Regions from separate parts of the Homo sapiens genome. Here regions 2 and 3 are each linked to region 1. A link is a contact called in ENCODE Hi-C or POLR2A ChIA-PET data. All regions are on one chromosome and are shown on one strand. The core of a region is the stretch at or near the end of the contact, and the rest is flanking DNA. Distances in the headings are between cores, read along the strand shown.

Region 1 (4,819 bases), core at 1,727-4,226:
CCTCAAAGAGCTTCTACCACAGTCCTGGCCTTTGGGTAAGGAGTCCAGTCTGTTCCATTATAGCATCGATTTCTTCATCTGTGAAATGGGGATGGGACCACCCACCTCATGAGGCTTAAAGTAAAGAGGGTGTGTAAAATACCTGGCCCAAATGATCACCCAGGACGTGGAGGCTCATCCTCCTAGAGACCAGACCAAACCCTCCTAGAAACCCACGGAGATCTCTATCAAGTCAACCCTGCCTCCCCTTCTGACTTCCTCTACCTCTGCTGTTGGGCTAAGACAGCTCCTATGAGATCAGTGAGGCTCAAATAAATGTCATTCCTCCCTGCCCAGCTCTTGGCAGGACGAGAAGTTTACATACTCCCTGGGTGGAGAGGTGGGGGTGGGTGCCAGAGCAGAGGAGGGGCTGGAAGAAGCACTGAGTTCCAGTATTTCTGTAGCTAGGTCTTCAGGAGATGACTCTTCACACCAGCCTTTGGTCCCAGCTCTCTGTGCCCTGGGCTCACCTGGACATACCTCTGCATGCCTTCGTCTGCTCTTCCCAGCCAGAGGTGGACTCTGTGAGAGGGAGCTCCCTCTTCCACCTCCAGTGGCTCCTGTAGGCCCAGCCCAAGAGCAGAGGGCCACTGTGTTCCCCCACTAGAGTCTGATTCTTTCGCCCACATTACCTCCAGCCTCTCTGAATACAGGCCTTGAGAGACCTGAGCATGTATGGGCTTCCGAATGCAAACAAGGAGTGAAGTATTTCAAAACCTGGTATTTCACCAGAAACGGCCCTTCAGAGGGGCCCAAAATACACAGCTCGGTGTTTGCACTTCAAAGAGTGGGAGGCCCAGTCAAGGCTCCAGGCAGCCAGGTCTTCCCTGTGTCAACAAGGGGAAGGAAAGCAGCTTGGCCCTGTCTGGGGCATCCTGAGAAAGGGGTTTTCCGACTGCAGCTGGAGAAGAAGGCAGGGCAGGGAAGGGCTGCCAATCCCCGGGGTGCTTCCTGCAGACGGCGTGGAGACCCAGGGGCTTTCTTGTGAGCTCACAGAGGAACCTTTTGGGGAATTCCCCAATGATAATGACAATAGTTCCCGGTTACTGCCTGTGATATGCTAAGCTCTTTCCATGGTTTTTCCCATTCATCCTGATGAGGCCGGCAGTACCAATCTTCCCATTTTGTAGATTTGAAAACTGAGGCTCAGAGAGGTTTGGATGACATGTAGGTTAATGGCAGAACTGGATTTCAGTGCAGGCCAGCCTGCTGCCAAGGCCTGTGCTCCTGATCAGCATGTAAAGCTCATCCCCTCTCCCTCTAAGGTCACTGAGCCCCATCAGGGTCTAGGCGCTGAAGATACTGAGAGAAACAAAGTACAACCCCTGTCTTCACTGAGCTGCCAGTTAAAAGGAGAACAGCCTCGGAGACCAGTGGCCACCATGTGAAAGTGAAAGTGCTTTGTCAGAGGCTTTCTGCACAGTCGTGGGAGTGGGAAAAGGAAGCACTTGCCTCTTCAGGGGCCCTATGGAAGAGGGGGCCAGCAAGCTAAATCTGGAGAGAAGAGATAGCATTTGCCAGGTGGGCAGAAGGGACAGCACCTGTGGCCAGCCAGACCCTGCAAGCTGTGTTTGTTGTGGTCACTGAGTGGGCCTGAGTGCCGCAAAGTGAACCACTCACTCTGAGGTCTAGGTGGGGCTGTGGAACTTGGAGGATTTTAAGGAGCAGGGAGAATGAGCTAGGCACTCTCAAAGGCTCAGGTAGATGTGGAGGGGGCATGGAGCAGACACAGATTAGCCTGTCCTGACCTCTCTTAGCACATCAGACCCCAAGAGGACCCCGGTGACAATTTCTCAAGACCTCATGACAGCAGTGTGGGTAATGATGACACAGTGGTGGTGTCTCAAATGCACCCAAAACTTATCAGTGTCACTGTTTTTGACAGATCCATCCTTAGCCCAGGCCCAAGATGCAGGCATTTTCACTCCCATGGGACCCACGAGAAGAGTGGAGTGGTTCCACATCAGGAGAATGGGACGCTTTGCGGTGTGAGCCGGGGGAGGCCCTTTTGCTTCCCTCTATGGAGCTCAATTTTTTCAGCAGAAAATGAAGTGGACAGGATGATCCCTGAATTCTGGCTTGAACAAAAGCTCCCGCGTGGCGCTGAAGGTGGAGGTGGTTCGGCTCAAGGAATCTACCCTGTGAGCATGAGGAGTTGAGACAAGCCTGGGCTAGGAGAAGGACACCAGCCCATGACCCAGGCTAAGCTCTGTCATGGGCAGGATGTATAACCACCACAAGTCATTTCACTGCTATAAAATAGAGATAATAATCCCTCTCCTGTTCACTTATGGGCTTACTGTGAACATCAAATGAAATAACAAGCACAGAAGTGTTTAAATTGTAAGGTATGGTGTCAAGTTGAATCATCTTCTGGTTCTTGAACCACAGGGACCATTTAACCCAATTTCCTCATATTCCAGAAGAGGAAACAGAAGTTCAGAGTGGCTGTGACTCGTCCAGTGTTCTCTGTGGCAGAACTGAGACCAGCTCCTAGATGCGATCTCTTCTCTTTAACCACCGCTGTGGCTGCTATGATTCAGAGACCTGACAACATTTTGTCATAGAAAAAAATTCAACCACCTCCCCGCCGCCACCCCCCACCCTGCTGACCCTTGGCATGGAGTATCTCTCTGCCTTCAAAAGAAAAGAAGAAACAAATTCCAAACCCCAAACCCCACTAACTGCAGAGCAGCTGCTTCTCAGGGAAAGCGGCCACCCGGAATGTAACGCGGCAGAAACCGGTCTCACTGCCTGCCACCAAGCAAACGTGGCCTGTTCTGATGGCTCAGTGGCCAATGTCTTCCTGTCACCAAGCTCCTCCAAATCGCGGGGGAGATTGTTTTGACATTTGATTAGCCACAGAGTGTAACTTGTGAGTGCTTGAGCAAGCCGACTCTCAAGCAATGGCATCGCTGAGTGCTTTAGCCTGTTAGAGATACCATGTATCAGGGAAAGCGATGGCGGGCAGGGCTCCAAGAGGGAAGATAAGTGGGCTGTTGGGAGAAATTAATACGAAGAAAGGAAGCGGCGAATGAAGTCAAACGAAAACAGGGTCCTGTGATATCCATGACTCATAAATTTCATTGATACCCAGAATGTGAGTTCCCTGCTCTCCCTCGAGTTAGTAAACTGCTTGTCCTCAGGGTGACCCTGCGGGAAGATTCAGGGGCAGGAAGGAGGTGGGAGGAACAGGCTGGAAAGCCCGCATAACTTTTAGGTGGAGCTTGCACAAAATGCTTTCTCTCCTGCAGGGAAGAGCCTATGAAGATGGCCCTGAGAACAGATGAGTGCCTGCCTAGGGCGTGATTCAAGGGGGAAGAGGTCACCAAAGGAAGGCAGGAAGGTGATAATTGTGGGGGTGGGAATGGAGATTGGAGGGACCCAAGACAGAAGTCACAACTGAATCCTTATTTCTTTTTTTTTTTTTTTGAGATGGAGTCTCTCTCTGTCTCCCAGGCTGGAGTGCAGTGACGCGATCTCGGCTCACTGCAAGCTCTGCCTCCAGGGTTCACGCCATTCTCCTGCCTCAGCGTCTCCGAGTAGCTGGGATTACAGGCGCCTGCCACTACGCCCGGCTAATTTTTTGTGTTTCTAGTAGAGACGAGGTTTCACCGTGTTAGCCAGGATGGTCTCAATCTCCTGATCTCGTGATCCGCCCACCTTGGCCTCCCAAAGTGCTGGGATCACAAGCATGAGCCACCGCGCCCGGCCTGAATCCTTATTTCTTAGCAAGGTTGTTCAGGCCACCCTACTCCAAACTATTTATTGCCATGAGTCCCTTCATTATCTTTAACCACCATAAACCCCCTAATGTGAAAGACTGAGTCTGCCAAATGAATTAGGTTTTGCCGACAGCTCAGACCGTGGAGTTCCGTAAGCCTGCGGTGAGAGCTAAGTCTAATCTATGGGGGGTTCTCAGTAGGATGTTTGACATGTTGGAAACCACTTGGGGACCCCTCTGCTTTCTGCTGGACTCAACTTAGGCTGGCAGCTGTTGATCCTGTGCTGTCACCTCCACCCCTCCCGCCGGTGCCCATGCCTCGGGAGCCATGATGGAGAGAGGTCAGCAGGAAGGGGAGTGAAGTAGTGGGAAAGGCCTGGCCTGGGAAGCTGGGGAGGGGTGTGGTCCCAGAACATAAGGAGGGGGAAGACTAGGAGAGGTGTCATATCAGGGGACTTCCTGGAGCTGTGGATTTGCTAATGCTGCCCTCTCTTCACTCTAAGGCCCTGTCTGTGACATCAAGTGACCTCCCTATATTAGACTCTTGTGTGCAGAAAAGGCTATACCTTTGTAGCCAAGGAAAACCCATTTCAGTGGGCAGGAACCCACATCAGAGTCCGCAGGTAAGCACCCCTAGTAAGGCTAAATGAGGAATAGATTGGAAGATCCAAGAGATCTGGAAAAGGGGGCCTTTTATGAACCTTAGACGCAGGAACTGCCATTGCCCAAACCCAGCTCCAAACCCAGCTCAGCAGGATGGGGCCTCCCCATACTCCACCCCAAAGCCTGCAGTGGAAACCTCAGAACTGACCTTCCAGATTGACCAAGTTGGTAGTCTTAGCTCTAGATTGCACCTGAGGAAACTGAGGTACCTAGAAGTCAAGTAATTTGTTCAGCATTACATGCTGGACTCTACGTCCAGCTTTGTCTGATTCCAAGCCAGGGCTTGCAATGCTGCACCATGTACTGTGTGGAGGTTTTAGTGCACTTCAGAGTTTCTATAGCTATCTTCCCAACTATCCTGTGAGCACGTAGAAGGCAGAAGCAAAGTTTTCT
Region 2 (4,804 bases), core at 461-2,960, 290 kb after region 1:
CTGTTAATCAGCAGGGGAAATCAATACATTTTAAATTTAATTCAGTCCTGTAAGGCACACCCAAGCCCCAAGATGATTTCTCCTCATTCGTGATTCCATTTCAGTTTTACATGAAAGATTTTCAACCCACGCCTACCCAGGAATCAGAGGGCAAGCTCTGTTTTTAAGGCTTAGGGATTCTTTTTATTCTTTCTAGTTCTCTCTTATCGCCCACCCACCCCTGCCGACCAGCGTCCTCCCCACGGCATCCTCCTTCGCCTTTTTGATCATAAATCAATGTCCTTTTCCTCTGCTGCCCTGGAAGATGCAAGCTTAGATGACAACTCAGCTGTTCCCCTTCCGCCCCCAGGGCCAAGGCAAAGAGAAGCCAGGAAGATGAGCCAGTGAGGGAAGGTAGAGGGTTTCCAGAGCAAAGAGGCAGCTTTAGTCAACCCGTGGAAGGGACTTGCAGACCCGGACGATCCTTAGAAGGCTGATCAGGAAGCGACATTGACCAGGGGTGCCTGGCATTCTTCCCTGCCCTGGGATCAGCGTGGCCTCAGGAGTGCACCCAACAATGCCATCAGGCTGCCAGGACCCTCTACTGCCAGCTGGGTGACCTTAGGAAAGTCAGCTGGCCTCTCTGAGCCTGCTTCCCTGGGTGGACAATGGGGAAAACCCCTCCTTCTTGGGGTTGTTTGAAGATCAAATGGAATTCTTGAGCACAATCTCTTCCATTGTAATGGCTTCCTGGCTTGCTCCTACTTCCTCCCTGCTCCATTAAAGCTTAATCTGATAAATCAATTAAGGATAAAATACTATTGGCTGACCTCTGGTTAGTTGCCAGAGTTCAAGGACAACAATTTATTCCTCTGTGCATCTTCCTACCCCCAACCACCCCCCCGCTCCACCCGCGCGCGCGCGCGCGCACACACACACACACACACACACACACACACACACACACAGTGAATTGTCTAATGGCCTCTTCTTCCAGATAGGAGACACTCTTTGTGCCTCCATAAATGTAGCCTGGCACCAGTAAGTCCTGTATAAGTACTTAGTAGATAAAGGAATGAAAGCCTGGCCAGAGGGAAAATCCAAACCTCCTGCTAGGAGGAAAGCCAAAGGTCAAAGTTGGGTAAATAGGGGAAAGGAACCAGCCCCAGTAGCCAAGGTAGGTGAAACAGAAAGAAAAATCAGTAGAGAAGAGACAGGTTGGGAAGAGGAGTACAAGGTAGGTCAGGAGAGTTGTCCAGGTCATGCAATGAACAAGGTCTTCTGGGCTTTGAAAGACACATGACTGTAGCTCTGTGGCTTAAGGCTGGACTTCATGGTTTCTAGGACCAGACTGCTCTGGAGACCATGGAAATTGCACTGCCCAGCTGCGTGCTGGGGAGTCCTGGTGAAAAGACTGTTTCATTCCACTGAGAAGCCAAGGAAGCAAAGACGCGAAAGGGAGAAATAGGGAGGTTTCTGAGCAAGAGTGGCAAGAGGAAAGTGCTATTTCAGGGAACAAATGATTAGTGATGTTACACAGAACAGGTCAGAGGAGGAAAGAATGCAATTGGGGAAACTAGTGAGGATGCGGCCCAGGGAAGACTCAATGAAGACTGAGGCCAGGGTGACGAGGGTGGGAAAGGACACAAAAGAAGTAAACAAGAAAGGAAATCAAGACACAGACTCCCTCTCTGTGCTCCTCAGCCTGCTTCTCACCTTCCCTGCACCTGTCTCAGCCAAAGCCAGCCCTCAGGGCCCTCCCAGCCCCATGCCCCCGGGGCCAGGCCCAGTTACATCAGGTAAATAAAAAGGAAGTATGTGGTTTCTTCTTTCATTTCTCTCTCCTGACTTCCTCTGACTGCCAAAATTTGTCTGTCCCATCTGCAAAAATGTGACATTTTATATTCAAAGCAGTGCATGTCTAGTTATTTACTAGATGTGCAGCTAAGACATAATTACATTTAAAGTATTTTCCCCCAGGAATAGTCTTCCTTTAAGCAACAGTGCTCATTGTTTGAAGATCCTACATTTGGCGAAAAGAGTTCATAATTGCCTTGTAAACAGGTCTTGCAGACAGACACAGCAACAGCTACTTCTAAAACCTCCTGGAAGATTCTGGGGCTGAGAAAGTTGTGTATCTGTGTGTCTGCACATGTGTGGGTCCATGTGTCTGTGCATGTCCATTTGTGTGGGTGTGTTCTAGGTATGTGTGTGTGTGAGAGAGAGAGAGCACGTGTTTATGGAACACACGTCTGTGTCTTGTGTGTTGTGGAGGGGCAGAGCATGAAGAAGGAAACTAGTGTCTATTGAGAGCCTACCATGTTGCAAGTGCTTTGGGCATGGCCTTATTTAATCTTCAAATATTCTTGTCTCAGTTTAACAGCTGAAGAAACTGAAACTTAGAGAAGTAAAAGAACTTGCCCCAAATTAATCTGCCCATAAGTTTCAGAGATAGAACTCTGCTTCTCATAGTCTGTCTAGTTTGTGCTAAAAAGACTGAAGAAATAAAAGTACCATGTTGTGTTTTCACTCAGTGGCATACTTCATATTTTCTCAGATTCATTCATATATAATCATGTATATATCATTTTCTGAGTCCCTCCTGTCCTAGGCATTGTGGTAGAAACCTTACATATGCAATCTAATGCAATGCTTACCACCTCTCTGGAAGCGGGTTTATTATTGCCATTTCAGAGATTTAAAAAAATGAGGCATCAAGGGATTAGGTAACTCCCCCTCACAGAGCTGTAATGCAAAGGCAGCTTTGTTCAACTCCAAAGCCCACGCTCTTGCCCTTACATCCCACAGACTGGCTTCATTATTACTCAGTTTTGAGTCTTGAGAATTTAGAGTCTAGGTAGGCAGGAAAAGCATACATGTGACAACCAGAGTTATCACATGGTGGTCTGTATGTGAAGGCCAGCAGCTACCTTACATCACCAAAACTCAGATTATCTCCATCTTCCTGCTCTGCTACCCTCAGTCTGTCGGCTGCCTCAGACTAGTTTTCCTCATGGTTACAAGACAGTTGCCAGAGTTCCAAGCATTGCAAACAGCCTTGACTATACCCAGTGAAAGAAGGTAGACTAGTTAATTCTTATTTCTCTGTCTTTTTTCCTCTTTTTAAATCTTCATTTATTTTATTTTATTTCTACTATATCCTTCTAACTTTTTGTCTGTGTGTATACATAGAGGAAGTTTGGGAAGATGTTTACCTGTTGAAAAGGCATCTTTGTGTACTTTGATGCATGGTTTGATTTGTTTTTGTAATGAACATACAGAATTTTTTAGAAAAAATAGTATCTTTTAAAAAATGATGTCAGTATTCAAAAGAAATGAAACTAATCTCACAGTGTCATTCACCTGCTTAAGGTGCATCATTGGCTTCCCCACCACAGACCGGATGAAGGACAAACTCTATGGCAGTTTATAAGCCCTTCTGTCATGTGGCCTCTGTGTTCCTGCCGGAGGACTTTGGTCCTCAAACATGCAGATGTTTCTGTGCTTCCCGCCTTGGTTCCGGCGCTCTCTCCTGCTGGAGAACCTCCCTCCACTGCTCCGTCAGTGGAAACCCTGTGCCTTCCTCAAGGACCAAACCAAAAATACCTTGCTCCTTGCAGCTTCTCCAGGAAGCTCAGTCAGGAGATATTGCTCCCCTATCTAGAGGCCAGATTTTTGTGCATTTTGCATTGTGGTGAGTTTGGGTCAGTGGCATGCTGGAGCCGGTGGCTTTTTTCCACTCTTGAGACCTGAGCCTGTGCATCTCTTCCCAAGATGTCATATTGGTGTCTTGGAATCGGCCATGGAGAGAATATTTATACCATGGGAAATGACAAATGCTACAATTTTTTTTTCCTTAGGGAAGTTAGTTGTTAAACATTTACCAGCACACCTTCAGTTTGGGTAGGGGTCCATCTCAAAAATTGACTCAGAATTAATTCAGGGAGGCCTGTCTTATTTCGCTCCAAACTCCATCCCTCATGCTGCTAGCACAGTGCTGTGCTCAGTTCTAGAAAATTAGCTTTTGCAAGCAAAAGGGCAATCCAGGACTCCACTGTCATTGCCCCGCTATGGGAGCCAGCCAGCCCATGGCCCTGGGCTGGGGCTATAAGAGCTGCTGCAGTGCAGATTTCCTTCAGGCCTCCTGGAGACCTTGGGCCCCACCTGTTGGAGAGGGAACAAGCAGGGCTTAACAGGAATGATGGAGATGTAAAATGGCCCCAGGCCATCCCAAATCCCTAAATCTTACACAATAGAGAGGCTTAAGTGACTCAGTAAATGAGCCAAGGAGTTCAGGTCTTGGAAAATGCAAAGTGGTTTGCTAAACCATCCCGAGCAGCATTGATCATCAGCTTACTGGTGGTGTCAGAGGGGCCCATCCAGTTCCCTCAGGCACTGTCTGTGCTTTTCAAGAGAGATTGCAAGTGACAAATGAGCACAAGAGGCAGGCCCTGGCAAAGCTCAGACCGGATCCCTGAATCCACAGATTTACAGCTTCAACCTGCAGCAGGCCCGGTCTGTGCATGGCCGGGGTGGAATTAGGGGGCTGGGAGCCCTTCAGAGAACTAATACAACCATGAGTCCAAGCCACTCACATCACAAAATCGTGTGGCCCTCAGAACCCATACCTACATGTGGCCCCAAAGCCGTATGAGAGATCTGGAACAGTATCCTTCAGAGGCAGACCCCAGAAACTGGGGTTCTGACATCCTTAGTCCCAGAAAATGCCCAGTCTGCAGGTCATTCTGAATCACATTTGTTGAAGAAATAAATCTGAGTTCTGGCCTGGCCTTTGCACTGTGCAACCTTGGACAAAACGCTTCTC
Region 3 (4,384 bases), core at 1,052-3,551, 390 kb after region 1:
AACTGTGACATTTTCAGATAAAATCAACGTTGAGAAAATGTTCCCAACTCATTCTGCTTCTGCCTTCTCCTCGTGGGTCCTAGTGAGGTGTCGAGAGACCTCAGAGAACCAGTTCAATGCCTCTGCCCACATGGCCTCCCCCTATTTGAAGACAAACACTTTCACTGCAACAATATCCCTACAGAATGTAGGTCTTTCTGTTATTATCAGTCCTACTCTGGCTTGAACTGCTTAGCGTGGTGGAGGAAAGACATGTTTATGTTCTGTATTCGTCTCCCAGGTTGGAGTCAGAACCCTTACTTTATGTTAAGGCCATGTCTCCTTTCCATTTCTGGCTCCCTGGGGCCGAGGTCTCTGCCTTCCCCTTAATGAAGTCCATATAGCATCCAGATCTCCCCAGATGGGGACCTGCCTGGAACTGGCATCAGGCCAGGGCACATGCAGGAGTGCAGAGGAACATCCCTTGGGGGAAAATCCGCCTCTCCCTGTGCCACCCACACTTTGCAAATCACCCAAATAACTCTCTGCCCAGGAGCCACGTCTTTGCTGGGGGAAGGGCAGCTTAAATTGGTAGCTTCCGCACATAACAAGCTCAAGACCAGACAAAGCCTGCCGAACAGCCCCCGGGGGAACCAGTGGTTTTATGAGCCCATCATATTTACTATTATCCAATGAGTCATCGGCTGCGTGCTTTCATTTTGAGGCTGCAGGACGAATAGGCTCTCATCAGAGCCACTCTTAATCCATTATTTATGCCCGCTCTTTGTCCTCTCAATTGTACCTTTGCAGACAGGAGCTTCAGTCCACATCTACCAGCAGCATTTGCCAGACTAATGCACATCCTTAGTTCCAAAGTCTGTGGTGTTTAAAAATAGCAAACGAGGCAAACACTCTGATTATGAAATTTCTAGCTGATATTTCCCTTGCCTTTCATTAGGGAGAAAGCTAGCATTAAGTGAACCCACAAGTCCAACGGGTAGAAATAAGGAATACTGTGTTTTTGACTTCTGCTCAGATCCGTTTCCCAGGAAGCTTATGTGGGTCTTGGAACAACGGGGATCAACAATGTGAATATGTCTATTGTGCCTGCAGATCCCATTGCTAATGCCCGGGAAGGACAAGTAATTAGTTTATGAGTAAATTGTCCTCAAGTTTGCATTTCTAGTACAAGAACTAGTCACTAAGCTTTGAGAATTGACCTACGCATTTCATGCCATGGGAAAGAAAACATAAGGTTTGTGATTTAAAGTCACTCATTACTTTCTACAATGATGGATAAGCAGAGGACAATTCCCTTGGTAGCTAATTGTCCTACTGCTGCTTGTATCACTGCTCAGAAGGATGTGTTACCTGGGCTAGGCAGAAATCCAGCACCCTCATGGAGGCAACCCTGGAAACCCCTTGTGGGGTGCTCTATGCATGTCTGGGTGGGTATCGGGTGATGGATGGGACTGTGAGGGATGGGCAAAAACCAGGAAAGAATAACAGGGATAGAGCAGCAGATGGTGAAACAGAAGCACATGCTAGGCCCACTTGGATTCTCCCTGGAGTTTGAATCTGCAGCAGAGTGGCAAAAAGACAAAATGGTCGACACTCATTAGCCCTGGCAGTAGGAGCAGCAATGGCAACCCCTTAAGAACCTGTCCTTTCAGGCCAGGCGTGGTGCCTCACACCTGTAATCCCAGCAGTGTTTTTGTTTGTTTGTTTGTTTGTTTGTTTGAGATGGAGTCTTGCTCTGTCGCCCAGGCTGGAGTGCAGCGGAGCAATCTCAGCTCACTGCAAGCTCCGCTTCCTGGGTTCATGCCATTCTCCTACCTCAGCCTCCTGAGCACTTTGGGAGGCCGAGGCAAGCGGATCACTTGAGGCCAAGAGATTGAGACCAGCCTGGCCAACATGGCAAAGCTCCCCATCTCTACTAAAAATACAAAAATTAGCCAGGCATGGTGGCGTACACCTGTAATCCCAGCTACTCAGGAGGCTGAGGCATGAGAATTGCTTGAACCCGGGAGATGGAGGTTGCAGTGAGCTGAGATCACGCCACTGCATTTCAGCCTGAGTGACAGAGCGAGACTGTCTCAAAAAAAACAAAAAAACGAAAAAACAGTTCTTTTATCAATAGCTCCTGTTTCTGAGCCCCACACCCCACCCTGTTTGTGATCCCAATTCTAATTGCTCTGAGTTGGTTCTCTGCCCTCCATTCAGTTCCATGGGCTCTGCTACATGCTTCCAATAAACTCCTTAACGCCTACATTAGCCACAGGACTTCCTGTTGCTTACACTCAAAGCACTCTAGCAGATAAGAGCTGGAAAGTGAAAGCAAAACAGGAACATAACCCAAGATCAAAGGCCCAGTCGCCCAGAAGAAGGCTTGAATCAGAGAGGCAGGCACTGACCCAGGGCACAGGGTGCATGAAGCCGGGGGTGAGCGCCCAAAGGACAGGAGTGCATGCCTTGGAGCTCAGATGTCACCCTATCAGGCAGGTGACATTGTTGTTGACATCTTAGATCAGTGGAAGTCAACCGTGAGGCACCCCAACCTTGGTTCTTAATGGTGTCAGATACAATATGACAGGCCAGGTCTTAATCCGCCAAGTGTTTATTTTAATTTTGACCAATATGAGAGGTAATTTTGGAAGGTAAATAGGCATTTTTTTTTTTTTTTGGCCTAGGATGACTTGAATGTCACTGTAAGAAAGCAGGGCACTGGGTTAGAATTATATATTCATTCATTAAACAAACATTTATTGAGCTCCTCTTCTGTGCAAATATCTGCTCTGGGCGCTGGGGAGACCAAAGTGACTAAGTCATAGGCTCTGCTTCTGAGCATGAGGAGGGACGGCGGCCAGCACACAGCATGCCCCAGCAGTGCATGGTAAGGACCCAGAGACTGGAACACATGGAGTTCAGATGCAGAGAAACCTCTTTGAGCTGACAGGGTCAGGAAGGTGATGTGGGGCCAGCATTCAAGGTGCTCCTTGAGGGAAAGAGAAGGTTTCACTGACAGCAATTCCAGATGCAGAGGAGAAAAAGAAAAATGGCAAGTGGTCTGAATTGGCTGGCATGCCTCCAGGCCCAGGCAGGATGAGGAGGTAGGCTGACGTCAGATTGTGGAAGATCAGGCTGAGAAGTCTGCATTTTACCTGTAGTCAATGGAGAGCCAGTAACAATTTGGAGCTGGAGAGGGACATCATCAAAGCAGCAAACTGCAGAGAATCTTGTCAACAATCTGCTTAGCAGATTGGGGAGGGGAGAGTCTGAGCAAAGTTCAAGCTACTTGGAGGCTACTGCAATAGTCCAAGCAGGACCCTTCCCCTAAAGTGAACAACAGGAAGATGGAGATGAAAAACCCTGACGTGAGAGCTTGGCATTGAAAACTAGATGGGCATGGTAGGAGGGGGCAAGCCAGGGGGCCTCAGGGTTTAGACTAGAACGGTTTCTCAGTTCCATTCGAATAACACACATTTTCCTGGCACCTCCTATGTGCACAGCATGTGTTAGCAGGTGGTGAGATGGCAAGGAAAATACTGGAAGGCCCAGGTCCTTATAAAAGGCCAGGGCTTTTCTAAAATGTGCTCCATGCATCCACATCTCACCTTCATCATTAGTGAGTGGACACTGCACCTCTCAATTTCCCCACTGCCAGGTTACCTGAGTGGAGGCTTGGAGGCAAGAGAAGAGAATTGCAACCCAGAGGAAAAACTACAACTCTTGTTAGCAGTGGCTACTCCTTAGGCCTAGGGGTATAAACCCAACTCCCAGCCAAGGCCTTCATCTGGCTAGTTTATGCCCTGCCTTCTAGACTGCCTCTGACTCTTACCCCGGATTAACTTCACCCCAAAACAATTGACAAGGCCAGCCTCTATTTGTTTCAGAGCCACAGCTATACTCTGCAGAGTTTTAGCCCAGACAAAACACTCAGAAGAGTGCACTGTGCATTGTCCCAAATCCCTTCCACATGGCATCTCTCACAAGAGGCTGGCAGCACAGGCAAGGCAGAGCTGTGCCAAGCCAGGCCATGCCTCTCCATCACTTCCAGCACGAAGGGCCAAAGCCCAGCCCACACGCCACTCCTACTTTGGTGAGGTCTTCACCTCACATCTCCTGGGAACAAAAGTGCAGACAAGAACAGACACACACAGATACAGACACACAGACACACACACACACAGACATACACTGACACACACAGACACACACGGGCACACAACACACAGACACATGACACACACACACGGACATAGACACAGCCACATAGACACACACAAACACACTCACAGTCACATAAACACACACTCACAGACACACAGATACACAACACACACAGACACACACACGGACACACAGACACACACAGCCACATACACAGACACACACAGACACTCAG

Evidence for each region. A loop is a pair of places that touch in the nucleus more often than their neighbours do. ChIA-PET counts read pairs that join two places held with the same protein, here RNA polymerase II (POLR2A). Pooled maps may share reads with other maps.
Region 2: a map of Right ventricle myocardium inferior shows a loop between it and region 1 (14-fold over the local background). The contact joins two enhancer-like sites. A Hi-C loop is called at or near these places in 2 of 168 maps with a recorded cell type or tissue (Right ventricle myocardium inferior and lower leg skin) and 9 of 50 pooled maps. POLR2A ChIA-PET finds 5 or more read pairs at or near these places in 1 of 52 experiments (Panc1).
Region 3: a loop to region 1 is called in a pooled map, with 3 times the contacts of the local background. The contact joins two enhancer-like sites. A Hi-C loop is called at or near these places in 1 of 168 maps with a recorded cell type or tissue (CD14-positive monocyte) and 2 of 50 pooled maps. POLR2A ChIA-PET finds 5 or more read pairs at or near these places in 1 of 52 experiments (activated naive CD4-positive, alpha-beta T cell).

What each region holds. Positions count from the first base shown.
Region 1 is chr15:70,139,860-70,144,678 of GRCh38, forward strand. No RefSeq gene overlaps it. Among named protein-coding and RNA genes, the nearest start is that of TLE3, 44 kb to the left of the region's middle. RefSeq lists enhancers at 1-438, 943-1,446, 1,214-1,313. Within about 2 kb of position 2,977, at least 12 of the 41 ENCODE cell types and tissues checked have a DNase peak (open chromatin) inside an H3K27ac peak, as active enhancers do; they include CD14-positive monocyte, where a contact is called at or near this core.
Region 2 is chr15:70,433,826-70,438,629 of GRCh38, forward strand. No RefSeq gene overlaps it. Among named protein-coding and RNA genes, the nearest start is that of LINC02205, 70 kb to the right of the region's middle. RefSeq lists a silencer at 1,634-1,837 and an enhancer at 2,648-2,697. Within about 2 kb of position 1,711, at least 4 of the 41 ENCODE cell types and tissues checked have a DNase peak (open chromatin) inside an H3K27ac peak, as active enhancers do.
Region 3 is chr15:70,526,095-70,530,478 of GRCh38, forward strand. It overlaps LOC107984781 (a long non-coding RNA gene), which reads right to left. Exons shown (of 2, transcript XR_007064698.1): 2 at 2,579-3,140. Among named protein-coding and RNA genes, the nearest start is that of LINC02205, 22 kb to the left of the region's middle. RefSeq lists an enhancer at 2,364-2,413. Within about 2 kb of position 2,302, at least 7 of the 41 ENCODE cell types and tissues checked have a DNase peak (open chromatin) inside an H3K27ac peak, as active enhancers do; they include CD14-positive monocyte, where a contact is called at or near this core.